2 separate regions of the Homo sapiens genome follow, and region 2 is linked to region 1. Evidence: chromatin loops called from intact Hi-C (ENCODE). Cell type or tissue: dorsolateral prefrontal cortex. All regions are shown on one strand. Each heading gives the region's core, and the rest is flanking DNA. Links, peaks and the distances in the headings are about the cores only. Region 1 has its middle 4.8 kb from the start of APBA2. Region 2 has its middle 17 kb from the start of GOLGA6L7.

Region 1 (5,373 bases), core at 324-5,323:
GTATCTGGGAACTTAAAATTTTAAATTTAAAAAAAAAAAGTATCTTGGAATGGGAAAGGCCTTTCTAAGTATGCAACAAAATCAAAAAGTGGTAACAAAAAAACAGCTAAGTTTGACTTCAAAGAAACTCTGGCATGGCAATCACTACCATAAGCAAAGTCTACAACAAAGGGGAAAAAATTATTTGCAATTCATATCACAAGCAGCTAATTTCCCTAACACATAGATAGCATCTAGAAATTGATAAGAAAAAAAAAATCAAAAGAAGGCATCACGGATCATCACCAGGCCCCCACCTTGGCTCACACCTGTAATCCCAGCTACTCAGGAGGCTGAGACAGGAGGATCACTTAAGCCCAGGAGTTCCAGGCTGCAGTGAACTATGATCATCCCAATGCACTAAGCCTGGGCAGCAGTATGAGACTGTCTCTTAACAGAAAAGACAAAGAAACAGGTAAAGGGTAAGAAGCAGACAATTCACAGGGAAGGAAATACAAATGACTTTTAAACATCTGAAAAGCTGTCCTCCCTTATTCATAATAAGAAATGCAAATTAAGCCAGGCATGGTGGCTCACACCTGTAATCCCAACACTTTGGGAGGCCGAGGCAGGTGGATCACTTGAGGTCAGGAGTTTGAGACAAGCCTGGCCAACACGGTGAAACCCCGTCTCTACTAGAAATACAAAAATTAGTTGGGCATGGTGGTGAGCACCGGTAATCCCAGCTACTTGGGAGGCTGAGGCAGGAGAATCGCTTGAACCTGGGAGGCAAAGGTTGCAGTGAGCTGAGATCGCACCACTGCACTTGAGCCTGGGCAACAGAGTGAGACTCCATCTCAAAAAAAGAAAAAGAAATGCAAATTAAAACTATGCTGAGATGTCATTGTGTTCACTGATCAGAGACCCAGGAGTTCAGTAATACAATATATTCCAGAAAGCAAGAGGAAACTGGCAGATACCCACACTGCCCATGGGAGTGTAAATCAGTACAACTTCTGTGTAGGAAAATCAGATGATGTCTATCAAAATTACAAATGCACAAGCTCTTTGACCTAAGAATTCACTTCTAGGAATTTTTTGACTTGTATATCACACGTGCAAAACAGGCATGAGTAGAATCATTCATGGTGCTATGTTTCTGTAGTAAGTGACTGCAGACAATCTTGATACCCATGAAAAGGGCACTGTTCAATGCATGAGGGCACTTCCCAACACTGAAATAGAATGCAGCCATAAAAGAAGGAAGAAACGCATGATAAATTAACATGGGAAGTTCTCCAAGATAATTGTTAAGTGAAAGAACAAAGGGCAGAAGATGTGTGTAGTATGCCACCATGTGAGTAAAAAAAGCAAAAAGGAAAAAAGGGTGAGCCTATAGATGCTCATATACAATAATAAAGCCTTTCTGGAAGGATCACAGTAAACTGAAAAATGTTGTCACCCTTGGGAAAGAAAGTAGTGTCTGGGGCGGGGGTGACAGGAAAACTTTTCAGTGATTTTCCTTTTCCTTTACTTTTTCTTTTTTTTTTTTTTTTTTGAGACAGAGTCTCGCTCTGTCACCCAGGCTGGAGTGCAGTAGCTCTGTCTTGGCTCACTGCAAGCTCCGCCTCCTGGGTTCACGCCATTCTCCTGCCTCAGCCTCCAGAGTAGCTGGGACTACAGACGCCCGCCACCATGCCCGGCTAATTTTTTGTATTTTTTAGTAGAGACGGGGTTTCACTGTGTTAGCCAGGATGGTCTCGATCTCCTGACCTCGTGATCTGCCTGCCTCGGCCTCCCAAAGTTCTGGGATTACAGGCATGAGCCACCGCACCTGGCCAATTTTTAATTTTTGAAGTATATGATATTATCTATCTCTGAAAAAAAAATGTAATTATCATTCTTAACCCTGGTTTTTAACCCTTTGGAGGGTAAAAGATCTCTGAAATCTTTTGTCTATTGTTTTAGGGGGAAAAAGAAGAACAAGGAAGGTCTGTGACTATATGTTTGGACCACATGGCTGTGATCCCTACCACCACTTAGTGACAGCATACATGAATTGCATGCTTAATGCCGATACCATTCAGCCTAGAGGGGCTCCTGGACCAGGCCAGATTTCCTACAAGGTGTTACCAAGTGGAGTTGGAAACTTGTCACCTCCTCACACCCTAACTTATTTTTTAAAAATAACATATGACTTTCCTATATAGGACAGAAGATTAATGCATTGTTTTATAAGCTGAACAAGATGTTCCTTTACAAAACTTCCAAATGACAGAATACTAATTTTTCCTTCACTCTTTGGCTGACTGTAAAAATGTGCTTAATTAATAAAGACATGTCCTCTCTCTGTGGGGATGGCAGAATAACTTCCTTCTCATAAAGTTACTGCTTGGCACAGGCCTTGTTGGGCCTGGGAATATCAAGCTCTTAGGCTCCTCCTGCTGACTGCTCATTTTATCCTTGTGGAGTCTAAAGTGGCCTGAACCAAGAGTCAAGAGGCCTACATTCTGGTCCCAGCTAAGGCACCAGCCAGGCGGGGGGACTCAAGTAAATCAGCTGGGGCCTCCACGGTACAGTTTCCTCCTGGGTTTCGGTGAGGAAGTTGGCCTAGAAAATCCCCAAGGTCCAGGGTGTGTAAGAAGGAAATGCTAAACACCCCTGTGGGAGTCTGATTTTCTTGCCTTCAGGATTTAAGTCAGTGGAAAAATCACTAACCAGATCACACTCTAATAGGTTTTTCCAAGACCCACTGCTTTATTTTGGAAGACACAGAGACAGCATGGAAATGTCTTTGACAACCGTAGAAGCTAGTATCTTCCAGAAAAGTAAATACCATTGATTTATTTGGCTGATCTCAAGGCTCAAAATCCAGGCTTTGTAGAAATAAATGGATAATTGTAAACAATGGAAACCTGACCCTGGCCTTGGGAGCCACGTAGAACAGTCAGCAGGCCAGACTGTCTGTGGAGGAGCCTGAAGTATAGCCCTTACCCACCGGGAGGGCCTGTGAGGAGGGACCCACCGTGCAGGTGCTGGTGTGCTGCAACAGCAGAGGTTTGTTCTTTTCATGAGATCAGTTACCAACTGCATTTTATTTATTTATTTAGACAGGGTCTAGCTCTTTCTCCCAGGCTGGATTGCAGTGGCACTATCTCGGCTCACTGCAACCTCTGCCTCCCAGGCTCAAGCGATTCTCCTGCCTCAGCCTCCCAGAGTAGCTGGGATTACAGGCACCCGCCACCATGCCCAGCTAATTTTTGTATTTTTAGTAGAGACAAGGTTTCACCGTGTTGGCCATCCTGGTCTGGAACTCCTGACCTCAAGTGATCTGCCCACCTCGGCCTCCCAAAATGCTGGATTACAGGCATGAGCCACCGCGCCCAGCCACCAACTGCATTTTAGTAAAGGTAGGTAGGGTTGGAAAATCACCACAGTGCCGACCTTCTTTATCCTAGAGACTCTTTTGTGTAGATAACAGAGTGAAGGTCACAGAGATCGTTAGGTGTGGCTATAGGTAGCATCTATAGTATAGACGGTATGTAGAAGAAAGAGCAAAGTTCTTATTGTATAATATGGTCTAGACAGGCACTTGAGCATGTCTAGTTATGTGGACATAGAACGAGTCAGCACTACAAGTATCTTGGTGGGCCAGACAGTGATAGGAACGAAGCTGCCCTCCAATACCCCGTGTGTGAGTCTGATCCGCAGCAGAGTGTTGGAGGTAAGTCAGTGTTCACAGGAGGTCAGGCCTCCTGGGAGGGAAGGACTAAGACGGCAACTGCTCCTTTCCAAGATACAGCACAAGAAACCTTCCTGGGGGGCCAGGATGACCCAGATCAGAGCTGAGAGGCACAGAAGGGCGGACAGGCTGGTGATACATATTCCCCAGAGGAAGGGGCATCCAGGCAGGACCCCAGGACCCAGCCTGAAAGTTCCAGAGAGCAGAGCCAGAGGGGATGCTGGAAACTTTTCTGATCCTAGCCCCACAGGGATGTGTCTGGGGACAAGTGGCCAGGGATGGCCGCAGACCAGGAGCAGAGCTGTGAGCCGGGCAGAGCCCGCTGTGTGACTCACCATAGTAGGGAACAAGGAGCCGGAGAAGGGCAGGCACGACCCATCTGCAAGGCTGCCTGTGGGCATCAAGGGGCTTCCACTGTCAAGACCTGACAGCCCTGTCCTATGGCCGTGGGGCGTTTGGAAGGGAACTGAACTCCCACGGCAAGGAGCATTTTCAACCCAGGATGGGATGGCTTCCTGCTGGTAGGGCAGGCAGCATGTCAGCGATTATCAAGAAAAGAGAACGAAGCAGCACCCCCAGATCTGTCCTCCCTCATTCTCAGCCTCCTGGTTTAGAAGAACTGGCCTCTGCCCCACTCAACCCTCCTCCGTCACTTGGGGTGGGCATATGAGTTGGACCTGGCCACTCCATGTATTCCATCCCCTTGACTCCAGGGCTTAGCTGAGGGGTGGGTATGGGACCCAAGACCCTCAAGATTCCATCCCAGGACCTCACTGGAAGCACTGGCAAGGCAGCGCTCTCTCCACTGAGATTGTAAGCAGTAAGGACAATTCGAGCCTGGAGCTGCCCTGTTAGGGCGCTGGTGGGAGAGTGAGGCTACAGCAGAGGGAAGCAGAGCTGAAGGTGGACGGCATCTGTGGCTCTGGGTCCAACCCTGCCTGATCTCCCTTCCTCTAGACATTTGCGTTACTTAAGTCAGTTGAAGTTGAGCTCCTATCTCCTGTAACCTTAAGAGTCCTCACTGGCTGGGCGCTGTGGCTCACGCCTGTAATACCAGCACTTTGGGAGGCCAAGGTGGGCGGATCACGAGGTCAAGAGATCAAGACCATCCTGGTCAACATGGTGAAACCCCGTCTCTACTTAAAAAATACAAAAATTAGCTGGGCATGGTGGCGCGCACCTGTAGTCCCAGCTGCTCAGGAGACTGAGGCAGCAGAATCACTGGAACCCGGGAGGCAGAGGTTACAGTGAGCAGAGATCACGCCACTGCACTCCAGCCTGGTGACAGAGTGAGACTTCGTCACAAAAAAAAAAAAAAAAAAAAAGAGTCCTCACTGATATAGTGAGAATCATGGTGGTTATTTGTTGTAGCTATAGGTAGTAGGAAGACACAAAGCTGTGGGGTTCCAGAAAGAGCAGCAGCATTCATGGTCACAGTGCCTATTTCAGTTCCTGAAACAATCTGATGTGAGCAGCTCTCCTGGAGCCTTAGAACGTGTCCGAGAAGGAACGGAAGGAATTGGGTGCATTAAGTGCGTGGCAGTAATGGCTCAGGGAGCTTTTTCGAGAGCTGCCTTCCGAGGCTGGACTGGCTGTCATGTGGGGAGACACAGAAGTGTGCTGGGGCCAGTGCTGCAGAGGGGTCCACGATG
Region 2 (5,373 bases), core at 81-5,080, 49 kb after region 1:
GTTTCACAAAAAACACTTTGGGAAACGTTTTAATTTATTAACAAATACTGGAGGGCTAGGAAGAAGAGGTTAAAACTTTTCAAAATATACAGAATGAATTACTGATACGTGTTAAAAAAAAAAAAAAAAAAAGGTTGCTGACTCCTGTCATGGAAGGCACTGTCATATGGACACTCCCAGCCTCAGCATCCGGAGGTCCAGAAAGGGAAAATTTCAAGTCAGAGAGAACTCTATACATACCATTTGTTTGGAACCTTCGGCCCTTAAGATCCCAACATTATGACCTCAGTTTCAACACAATTGTCCTTAGTCCTTGTATTGGTTACAAATACAAAACAAACAGCTCAACTGAACTAACTCTTTTCTCTCCAGAAACACAAACACAAGACCTCATAAAAGGAGTGAGTTTCTAGCAGCCATAATTACTGCAACTTACTTCTCCAATTTTCCCCTCGACAGTTAACTCAACAGCTCAAAAACTATCAGTAACAAACAACAGTCACCATGATATGGTTAGGAGTGTAGCAGATTTCTCAACCAGTAATAATAATTAAGAAAAAAATTTTCCCTATTAATAAATCTCATTTCCTGCACTTGCAAGAAACTAATTAAAAGGCAGCCGCGCACGATCTACAAAAACAGCCATAAAGACTGTTACATTTTAAGTTACAGGAAACAAACCTGCTCCTCTAATATAGCAAGATACAACTGACTTCCCCTTACATACCCTAAAAAAAAGCCTTACACGAGAAATTTAAACATGGAAGCAGAAATACACCAAGAAAGAGACATGTCAAACCCCACCTGTATATCTGTTTTCAACCATTCGGTGTCAAGGCGAGCCTGGGCAGCCAAACACAAAGATTCAGAGGGCATCTTTTCTCCAGCTTCCTCCCAGGTCTCAGGCCTGCAAGTAAACACACATGTTGAAGACCTAACGCTTCTTAATATTTTACAAAGACACTCCCGAAAGGTTTAATGCAGGAAAAAAAAAAGAGACAGAGAACAAAAAGATGGGAGAGAAGAGCTGGGGGACGGGAGTGAAGTGGAGAGAGGGAAAGAGGGAACAGATGGAGGGAGAGGGAGGTGGGGAAGGGAAAGCCGCCTTCCAAGGTAGGCAGGGTGTGCCTGGTTTCTCAGGAGGCCAGATCACAATGTCATCCCCCTGCCCTCAAATCCAAAAGGTACACACACACGACAGAAAGCCCATCGTTTTTTGTTTTGTTTTGAGATGGAGTCTCCCTCTGTCACCCAGGCTTGAGTGCAGTGGCGGAATCTCAGCTCACTGCAAGCACCACCTCCCGGGTTCACACCATTGTCCTGCCTCAGCCTCCCGAGTAGCTGGGACTGCAGGCGCCCACCACCACGCCCAACTAATTTTTTGTATTTTTAGTAGAGACAGCGTTTCGCCGTGTTAGCCAGGATGATCTCGATCTCCTGGCCTCGTGATCCGCCCGCCTCGGCCTCCCAAAGTGCTGGGATTACAGGCTTGAGCCACCGCGCCTGGCCAAGAAGCCCACAGTTTGAACGACAAATGACAGCAGCATGAATCTGCCGCTTTACCCTACAGCAGGGCGCCTGCGTGAAACAAATTACTCAAAAGGATCACCTGCAGAAAAACCCACAGCCACCACCACTTAGAGACGGAGAGAGACCGGAGGCTGAGCCGCGGGCGGTCCGCGCAGGCCCCCGTTCGGCCGCCCGCCAACCCCGCGCCCGCACCTCCTCCGACGCTGGCAGCCCCGGTGCCCCAGGCCGGGACCTGACGCGCAGGGCCCAGGCGCCTCGCCCCGCTGGCTTGCGGACACAGCCTCCTAGCAGCCGCTGGCTCAGGCGCCGCCAGGGATCCTGATGCCTCTCGCAACCCCAGCCACCCGCGCTTAGGGCCAATCGCAAGGCGGCTCCGTGGGCGCAGCCAATGGGGAAGAGGAGCGCTTCGCCGCTCCTCTGGACTCTCCCGCTTCGTGCAATGCGGTTTATCTTCCTACTTGGGAGCCTACCGGCTGAGGCCAGGGGGCAACCGCAGGCGCCAGAAGGCGGGATTTCCGCGGCACGCACGCACACCCGCACTCCTACGGAAGTCAGTTTCTCACCACCTGAATTATTTGAACTTAGCACCACTAAACGTGGAGCAATCAGGTACAGAGTGCTTCCAGATCTCATGTAATAGAAATCACTGACATCATCTATTTTTTTTTTTGAGACAGAGTCTCATTGCGTCGCCGAGACTGGAGTGCAGTGGCATGGTATCGGCTCACTACAACCTCCACCTCCCGGGTTTAGGTGCCTCAGCCTTCCGAGTAGCTGGGATTACAGGCATCTGTCACCACACCCGGCTAATTTTTGTACTTTCAGTAGTGACGGGGTTTCATCATGTTGGCCAGGCTGGTCACGAACTCCTGACCTCTGGTGATCTGCCCGCCTCAGCCTCCCAAAGTTCTGGGATTACAGGTGTGAGCCACCGTGCCCGGCCTATTTCATATTTTAAATATTAGAAAAGTAGAACTTGGCCAGGTGTGGTGGCTCACACCTGTAGTCTTGGCACTTTGGGAGGCTGAAGTGGGAGGATCGCTTGAGCCCGGGAGTTCAAGACCAGCCTGGGCAACATAACAAGACCCTGTCTATTCAAAAAATAAAATTAGCCAGGTGAGGTGGCACGTGCCTGTGGTCCCAGCTACTCGGGAGGCTGAGGCAGGAGAATCGCTTGAACCCCAGAGGCGGAGGTTGCAGTGAGCCGAGATCGTGCTACCGCACTCCAGCCTGGGAGGCAGAGCCAGACTCCGTCTCAAAATAATAATAAGCAGCAGCAGCAGCAGCAGCAGCAGCTTCGGCGGTGGAGGGCCACCCCCGGGCATTGGCCACCTGTGGAGTGACCTGGCTCTTGGCTCCCTGGCAGCCAGCTTCTGGGTCAGGCATCTTCGTTGGTGACTGCCCCTTCAGCTCTCCTGGTGTGGCCGTGAGTGGTGTGGCACTGCCGTGACCCATCTTTTTGTCTTAAAGATGCATCCTGACTTACCTCCACACTTGCACACTCAAGAATGCAACATCGTGATTAACTTGCTAAAAGAATATCACAAAAATCATAGCATTCGAAAATTTTTTGGTCATTGCAATGATCTGGATCAGGCAATGAGAAAATAAATGCTTGAAGAATGAGTACATGGAAAAGAGGACCAAGAGCAGAGAGTATGGCAATTTGATGCAAAAGAGACTTTTTTTTTTTTTTTTTTTTTTTTTTTGAGACGGAGTCTTGCTCTTTCACCAGAGCAAGTGCAGTGGCTCAATCTTGGCCCACTGCAACCTCCGCCTCCTGGGTTCAAGCAATTCTCCTGCCTCAGCCTCCCATGTAGCTGGGACAATAGGCCTGTGCCACCACACCCAGCTAATTTTTGTATTTTTAGTAGAGACAGGGTTTCACCATGTTGGCCATGGCCAGGATGGTCTCGATCTCTTGACCTTGTGATCTGCCTGCCTCAGCCTCCCAAAGTGCTGGGATTACAGGTGTGAGTTGCTGTGTCCAGCCGCAAAAGAGACTTTTTAATTCTCCAGAGGAATCTGAAAAATAAATTGCATTTTCACTGGATGCCTTGGCTGAGAGAAGACCAAAAGGCTATGGGTTGGCCCGGGCATGGTGGCTCACACCTGTAATCCCAGCACTTTCGGATGCCGAGGTGGGTGCATCACCTGAGGTCAGGAGTTCAAGACCAGCCTGACCAGTATGGTGAAACGCTGTCTTTACTAAAAATACAAAAATTAGCCAGGCGTGGTGGCATGGGCCTGTAGTCCCAGCTACTCGCAGGCTGAGACAGGAGAATCTCTTGAACCCAAGAGGCAGAGGTTGCAATGAGCCGAGATCACGCCACTGCACTCCAGCCTGGGTGACAGAGCGAGACTCCGTCTCAAAAAAAAAAAAAAGAAAAAGAAAACGCAGAGTGCATAGCACATGGTAGATACTGACACTGCACTGAGTCTCTTACACACATCGTCTCATTTTACTCTCACAAAACCCCAGGAGTTTGGTATCTTTATTCTAATTTTTGAGAAACTGAGGCTCAAAAATATTAGGGATATGTCCAAGGTCACACAATGAGTAATTTGTAGATCTGAAATGCAGACAGATCTCTCATTCTGAGCCAAGCGCTTTGACAGCACAGAAGGTAGAGAAACAAAAGTTCCCTGTGGAGTTGTGGGATGCTTATTGAAGGTAGCTCATTTGGTGTGGAAACCAAACACAAATGTGCATTAGCGGGAGTCAAGGAGGAAGGAGGAGGGAGGGGAGTAGATAATTTCATTGCAGGCTGAAGGAGGAGAATGCTAAAGATATTAATTTGTGAAAAAAAAACTTGGCAGTTTTAGTAATTTACTGGTGTGAGGAGAAATAAAGTTAAGAGTATGAATGGTGTGGCGGCAGATCATATGAGAGGTATAGTGAAAATTTACAGAATCTGCTGACCTCAATGTCAACAAAATTAATGGGGCCCAACTCTGTACCTGTCATGACCAAGTTTTAAATTTTTCTGTAGATAGGCTGTTCCTTCCAAAGCTTAGAGATTAAGCATATATATATATACATAATTTTTTTTTTTTTTTGAGACGGAGTCTCGCTCTGTCGTCCCAGGCTAGAGTGCAATGGCATGATCTTGGCTCACTACAGCTTCCGCCTCCAGGATTCAAGCGATTCTCCTGCGTCAGCCTCCTGAGTAGCTGGGATTACAGGCACGTGCCACCATGCCTAGCTAATTTTTGTATTTTTAGTAGAGACGGGATTTCATCACGTTGGTCAGGCTGGTCTTGAACTCCTGACCTCGTGATCTGCCCGCCTCAGAATCCCAAAGTGCTGGAGTTACAGGCGTGAGCCACTGTGCCCGGCCACATTTATATATTTTTAATTGAAGCCACTAGACCTCAGCATGTGGTCTAAACAAAGGCTCTTCTCCTAGTTCAGTCCATTTTCCATATCAGGTTCTCCAAAGGATGAACCCAAGAGGTTCTTGTTAGCTGAAGACAAAGTGAAAGGCTGACGATGACATGCAAATTTAGTAGAGCAAAGAATACACATTTATAGTAGAATAATACAAGAATTTTTTCCTTTCTACCATACAAAAAAAATAATGCTTACAATGCAGGTACATTAATTTTATATTAAAAATATCCTTAGGTTGACCTCTGATGTTTTGCTTTTGCACCTGCCATAAGCCTTAAGGCATTTGGCATTCCCATTTTCACAAACCTAATTTAGTAGACTAAATAGCTATGCTAAGCATTTCACTTGCTTTCTATTATTCTTTGGCTGTAGACTATCACATAATGTGAGTGTTATTGATTTTATACATGTTAATTTCTCCTACCACGTACTATAGCAAGCTATACCTT

The links. A loop is a pair of places that touch in the nucleus more often than their neighbours do. Peaks named below come from ENCODE experiments on the same cell type or tissue, not always from the same donor. Only the 100,000 strongest peaks of a DNase experiment are listed, where the experiment ranks them.
Region 2: a loop joins it to region 1, with 2.6 times the contacts of the local background. A loop is called at or near these places in 2 of 110 quality-filtered maps.

What each region holds. Positions count from the first base shown.
Region 1 is chr15:28,878,462-28,883,834 of GRCh38, reverse strand. No RefSeq gene overlaps it. Among named protein-coding and RNA genes, the nearest start is that of APBA2, 4.8 kb to the left of the region's middle. In dorsolateral prefrontal cortex, for the core only: a CTCF peak has its summit at 2,431; no DNase peak of the experiment used is centred there.
Region 2 is chr15:28,828,810-28,834,182 of GRCh38, reverse strand. It overlaps the pseudogene PDCD6IPP2 and the pseudogene LOC100129687. Among named protein-coding and RNA genes, the nearest start is that of GOLGA6L7, 17 kb to the left of the region's middle. In dorsolateral prefrontal cortex, for the core only: CTCF peaks have their summits at 1,780 and 1,980; a DNase peak (open chromatin) is centred at 1,922; H3K4me3 peaks cover 2,043 bases; H3K27ac peaks cover 1,604 bases.